Linked DNA regions of Homo sapiens: region 2 is linked to region 1. The links are chromatin contacts, found by Hi-C in ENCODE. All regions are on one chromosome and are shown on one strand. The core of a region is the stretch at or near the end of the contact, and the rest is flanking DNA. Distances in the headings are between cores, read along the strand shown. Region 1 overlaps LHFPL2 (LHFPL tetraspan subfamily member 2). Region 2 overlaps LOC124900191 (a long non-coding RNA gene).

Region 1 (2,961 bases), core at 222-2,721:
GTCTGTATCACATGTGGGAAAATGGAATTAGAAAGACTTCTCCCTTTGTGGCCTCCGTATATTCTGAGTTTTAACGATAGATTTTCTGTAAAAAAAGTTTGTGCTCCTACATGATCTGCGATACACACAGCAGCTTTCAGAATTCTTAAAAATGTAAATTAGGTGGCAAATTAGACCACTTTCACTCCCTTGCTTAAAATCTTCAGTCTTCTCCTGTCACAGGTAGGATAAAATCCACATTCCTCCCAGACTCCCTAGGCTGGTGTCATCTGGTCCTGCCTGCTTCACCATCCCCCTTAGTAATTGCCTCTGGGCTCCTTCTGCCCCAGCCCTGAAGCCTTTCTGATCCTCAGCCCTCAGGCTTCTCCGGAGGGACTTCCCAGTCTTTTTCCCCAGGATTCTGGCGGGACTTCCTGGGGCCAGGGGCTGAGCTCAGCATCCTCTCCTTAAGCTCTGGAATGTGAATTACTGAGCAGGGAGCCCAGAAACCTCATAGGCCAGGGTCAGAAGATGACACTGAGCCCTGCTGGAGTGCAGAAGCTGACAATGGACAGAGTTCAAAGCCCAGGTGGAGTTCTCCTTTGAGAGCCTTTCTCCTGCCCCTCAGCCCACACTGGTCTTGCCCTGCCCTGGACTGGCCCTGCAGTTGGGCCACAGTTCACAGCAGCCTGTGCTCTGCCTGGGGACGCGTGCTGCACTGAGCTCAGCCTGCTGTCAGCTCTCCCACAGCAGGGCAAGGACTCTTAGCCCTTGCTTAGTGGACACTTATATCATGTTTTGTTTGGTTTTAAAGACCAAACAAAATTGTCTTAGAAGAAGAATTTATACCTCCTTTGTCTGTCTGCTTATAGCAGTTAATGAACTTTTTTTTTCCCTTCTCAGTAACAAAGCAGTGAAAGCCTAACTGAATCAGAGCTGCACCACTCCCTGTGCCTGTGGCTCCTTGAGGAGGACACTTAAATGTTGTGTTAATGCCCGTGCAATGCTTTTTTTTTTTTGCTTATGGTCTAATGACATCTCCTCTTTGCCACATGATATGTGTCAGAATATTGGTTCAGTCCATGCATGTGGCCATTTTTCAAATGGATCAGCAATGATTCAGTAATGCACAGGAGAGGAAGGTGGAGGGTGTGGGAGGGAGGGAGCAAGCGTGGGAGGGAGAGGGGACAGCAACAGCTAGTGTAACTCTTCTTAGCTGCTTTCATTGTTAGAGGCTGGATTTTGAGGAGAGTCTGTACCAGCGGGACTACTGATGGCACACTTTTCCCTGGAGTTTGTTTGGATTCGTAGGCTTTTTGCTTCATATCGTATGTGCTGGTGTCCTGGGTTTTTGAAGCCCATGAAGAGGGCCTTCTGGCCTCTCCTGCTCACCAGGCCATCCTCCCATGCACACCACAGTTCTGGGTCCCCAGCAGGCCCTTGGCTTCCGAGTGGAATCTTGCCAGTATTTGGCTTACTCATCTCCATGGACCGAGTCTCTCCTGGGGGCCCAGTGGCTCCATCTATGGAAAAGTGGAACAAGCCCAAGGCATCTGGATCTTTTCTCTTCTCCCAGACCTTTTCGTGAAGACGTTTCCGTTTAGTAGCCCTTTCCTTCTCAGACAGGAACATGTGCTGAATGCAGAAGGTCCAGCTGGCGGTTCCTGAATGAGGACCCTGCATTCCTGCCTGCCCTTGGTGGGACCCAGAGTCCACCCAAGGGCTCTTTTCCTACAGTGTGGCGTGGGTGTCAGCATTGCTGACTGGGAGGCTGGTGGTCTGCCTGGGGTGGGGTGACTTGAGTGGGGTCTGACTGGAGCTAGCTATGCCCAGCTCATCTCCTGGCAGGCTAGGTAAGTGACTCTAGTCCCCTGGCAGGCTAGGTAGGTGACTCTGATCCCCCGGCAGGTTTAGGTAGGTGATTCCCATTAATGCTGGGAGCTGCTGCCCAGGGCAGGAGTTTCAGCAGCCTGAAGGTCAGGCTGTTTCCATTCGGAGCTTCTGATGTATGACAGAGAATTTTCATCCTATAAATAAAGGATGGCTATTATTCTGTCCACAAAAAGAATTTTTTTTTTTTTTTAGGTACACCAATGACTTTTTTTCTTTCAAAATAAAAGGAGCTTAATTTTCTGGTTTCTTTTCTGTCCAAAAGAGAAAGTGCTTATTGTAGAAAATTCAAAGAATAGGTAAAAGTACAAGTAATTGCAAACCATGTCAAATACCCATTTTCTAGAAATTGTTGTTGCCCATATTTTGATGATCATCATGTACATATACACCCTCAGAACCTTAGGTATGAGATCATATCAGAAAACACTGTTTTCTTTTCTTCACAATGGATTGTGGTAGTCTTTATGTGGCATGAGTTTAGAGACACCTCATTTTTAATATCTGAAGAATATTCCATTGTATAGATGTGCTGTAATTTACTTAAGCAAGCTCTCTCTCTTTTTTTTTTTTTTTTTTTTTTTTTTGAGACTGAGTCTCGCTCTGTTTCCCAGGCTAAAGTGCAGTGGCTCGATCTCGGCTCACCTTAACCTCTGCCTCCCGGGTTCCAGTGATTCTCCTGCCTCAGCCTCCCAAATAGCTGGGATTACAGGCCTGTGCCACCACACCCAGCTAATTTTTGTATTTTTAGTAGGGACAGGGTTTCACCATGTTGGGCAGGCTGGTCTAGAACTCCTGACCTCAGGTGATCTGCCCAAACTGTTGGGATTATAGGCATGAACCACTGTACCTGGCCACAATCTCTTATAGATGGATTTTTCTCCAGTTGTGAATAATGCTCCATTAAACATCTTTGTACTACACTTGTCTAATTATATGATAGTAAGTGGATTAAAACTCCTGAGTCAGAGTATAAACATTTTGGATATTCATGCAGGTTGACAAACTCTTGCAGAAAGGTCATGCCATTTTTTATTATCCCATAAAGAAGGAAAGTCTCTTGCTGACTTTAATGTTATTCTCTAATGTATT
Region 2 (2,768 bases), core at 132-2,631, 89 kb before region 1:
CTCTACTAAAAATACAAAAATTAGCTGGGCATGGTGGCATGTGCCTGTAATCCCAGCTACTTGGGAGGCTGAGGCAGGAAAATCACTTGAACCCAGGAGACGGAGGCTGCAGTGAGCCGAGATGGTGCCACTGCACTCCAGCCTGGGTGACAGAGTGAGACTCCATCTCAAAAAAATAAAGATTGTCTCTAAATGATAAGGGCCAGAGATAATGTGGGTAGCTAGGGCTATCTTATCCTTTTATCTTTCTTGATCACATATCATCCATCGGATTTTCACCCAGTCTCTGGAGTCAATCATATGACAAATTAGGTGGCCAAAGGGCAAACAGTAGAAAAAAATGAAGGAAAAAAAATGTAAGTCATCCCCAGGCTAGAGGACCATATGTTGAACAGTTGAGAGGTGCCTATAAATGTGTGGGAAGGCTGATGGGGAGGGGTCAAGTCTGCCAGCTTCCCAGCCCCAGAGACGGTGCCATGGGATGGGCATAAGGAAGCCTTTGCCCAGGACATGTCTAAGGTATCCGCTGTGGCCCACTTGAAGCCTGCCAGGCGTACCTGCCCGGCTGTGTCTTCCCTTACTTAAGGCCACTCTTGTCGGTGGCCCTGCCTCTGGTGGAGTAAGGAGGTGCTCTGCCATATAAAGCACTTTTGATTTCATGGGCTGACTATGATGGTGCTCCAAGGGAGTATACCAAAATCAGAGATGTTCCTGCTCTTTGACTCAGCAATTCCGAGGTAAAACTTGAGAGAGGGTTAATTTGAAAAATTGGGTTTTCATTTGCTTGGGCTATGGAGCAAAATGAGATATACCTTCCATGTCCCCCTGAAACCATCCATAAATTCTGCGATTCTCACAGGAAGGGATAATTTTAGTGAAACTGAGGAAGGAGCTCACCTATGTGGTAAGGGGTAAATAAATAGGAGGCTGAACAGTGAGAGCTGTGATGACACTCAGGCTTGCAAGCTGATTCACCTACCAGTCGAGCAAGACTGCCCCAGGCAAACCTTCCAAAGCAGAAGGAGAAAAATGTCTCATGAACACTCACCCATGTGACCTGAGGCTGAGTCATCCGTGGTTAATTCCGATTCATTTATGCCTTTTATCTTTCTGGATATTCAGGGAAACAAGGGTCTTTTGTCCAGCTAGAAGCCAGACATCTTTTTTGAAACCATCTTGTTCTTGAGTTGCATCTAATGGGCCATCCTCACATTGGTGAGTCACTGTGTCTCAGGCCAGCCTTCCACCCTCATCCAGCTCTTCCTCAACCAGAGTGGCCCCAACTCTTTCCTCACTGATTGCGTGCCTTCTGGGTACTGTTTGTGTGCTGGGTGTGGGTGTGGCAGGGAGCAGGCGGTCTCTCTCCTGTGGGTGAGCACATTTCCAGGCTGATGAGGAGAGACCCTGCCCACATCACACCCTAATGTACCTTACCCCACTCTCCTTATCTGTAAGATGACTCACATGTACTCTCGGTGGAGTATTTGGAATCCTGGAATCTTATAACATTCAATGCAACTTGTTACCTCCCACAATTGTTACCTCACCCAATCTTTGATTGAAAGAATAAAGCAAATGTAATATCCTGGGTATCATCTCAGTTCAGGGGAAAAACCAGTCTTCTTTAATCTGATAAAGGAGACTACCTAAATCCTACCGAGAATGGATAAGTAATACATGATTTTATATATATATATATATATAATTTATTTATTTATTTTTTGAGTCGCAGTCTCACTCTGTCGCCCAGGCTAGAGTGCAGTGGCACAATCTCAGCTCACTGCAAGCTCTGCCTCCCGGGTTCAAGCAATTCTCCTGCCTCAGCCTCTCAAGTAGCTGGAACTACAAGTGCCCACCACCATGACCAGCTAATGTTTTATATTTTTAGTAGAGATGGGGTTTCACTGTGTTATCCAGGATGGTCTCGATCTCCTGACCTCGTGATCCACCCACCTCAGCCTCCCAAAGTGCTGGGATTACAGGTGTGAGCCACCACACCCGGCCATGATGGAATATATTAACCAATAGTGAAAATAAAGGAATTACAGCTACATGAAGTAAAATGAATAAATCTTAGAAACAATGCTGAGTGAAAAAAACTCAAGTCCTGGAATCTCTCTGGATAAGAACATAGCAATTGTATAAAGATAAAATCTAGCTACGTGAATATTATAGATATTTTGGTAATTTGTAGAAAACACTGTGTGTGTGTGTGTGTGTGTGTGTGTGTGTGTATTAGTTTCCTGTCACTGCTGTAACAAATTACCACAAACTTGGTGGTTTAAAGCAACAGATTATTATATTATGCTCTCACAGTTCTGTAGGCCAGAAGTCTGAAATCCATTTCACTGGGCTAAAAATCAAGGCCTTGGCAGCACTGTGCTTCCTCCAGAGGCCCTGGGGAAGAATGTGTTCCTTGCCTCTTCCAGTTTCTTGTGGCTGCCAGCATTCCTTGGCCATATCCCTCCAGTGTCTGCTTTGTGGTCACATGGCCTTCTCTTCTGTAGTCGATCCTCCCTCTGCCTCAATTCATTAGGACACTTGTGATTGTATTTAGGGCCCAACTGGATAATCCAGGATCATCTCCCCAGCTCAAGAGCCTTAACTGAATCATATCTGCCAAGTCTTTGCCATTCACTGTAACATTTCCAGGTTCCAGGGATTAGAATGTAGGCATCTCAGGTTCATTGTTCAGCCTATCACTGTGTGTGTGTGTGTGTGTGTGTGTGTGTGTGTGCATGCGCATTTTTTTCTTGGAATGATAAATA

What was found. Hi-C counts contacts between places; a loop is a spot of excess contacts on that map.
Region 2: a map of heart right ventricle shows a loop between it and region 1 (1.9-fold over the local background). The contact joins two enhancer-like sites. A Hi-C loop is called at or near these places in 2 of 168 maps with a recorded cell type or tissue (heart right ventricle and mammary epithelial cell).

Annotation. Positions count from the first base shown.
Region 1 is chr5:78,608,946-78,611,906 of GRCh38, reverse strand. All of the region lies in intron 2 of LHFPL2 (LHFPL tetraspan subfamily member 2), which reads left to right. Among named protein-coding and RNA genes, the nearest start is that of LHFPL2, 38 kb to the left of the region's middle. Within about 2 kb of position 1,471, at least 9 of the 41 ENCODE cell types and tissues checked have a DNase peak (open chromatin) inside an H3K27ac peak, as active enhancers do; they include heart right ventricle, where a contact is called at or near this core.
Region 2 is chr5:78,698,309-78,701,076 of GRCh38, reverse strand. All of the region lies in intron 4 of LOC124900191 (a long non-coding RNA gene), which reads left to right. Among named protein-coding and RNA genes, the nearest start is that of LHFPL2, 51 kb to the right of the region's middle. RefSeq lists a cis regulatory region at 1,062-1,072 and enhancers at 995-1,139, 471-1,670. Within about 2 kb of position 1,381, at least 10 of the 41 ENCODE cell types and tissues checked have a DNase peak (open chromatin) inside an H3K27ac peak, as active enhancers do; they include heart right ventricle, where a contact is called at or near this core.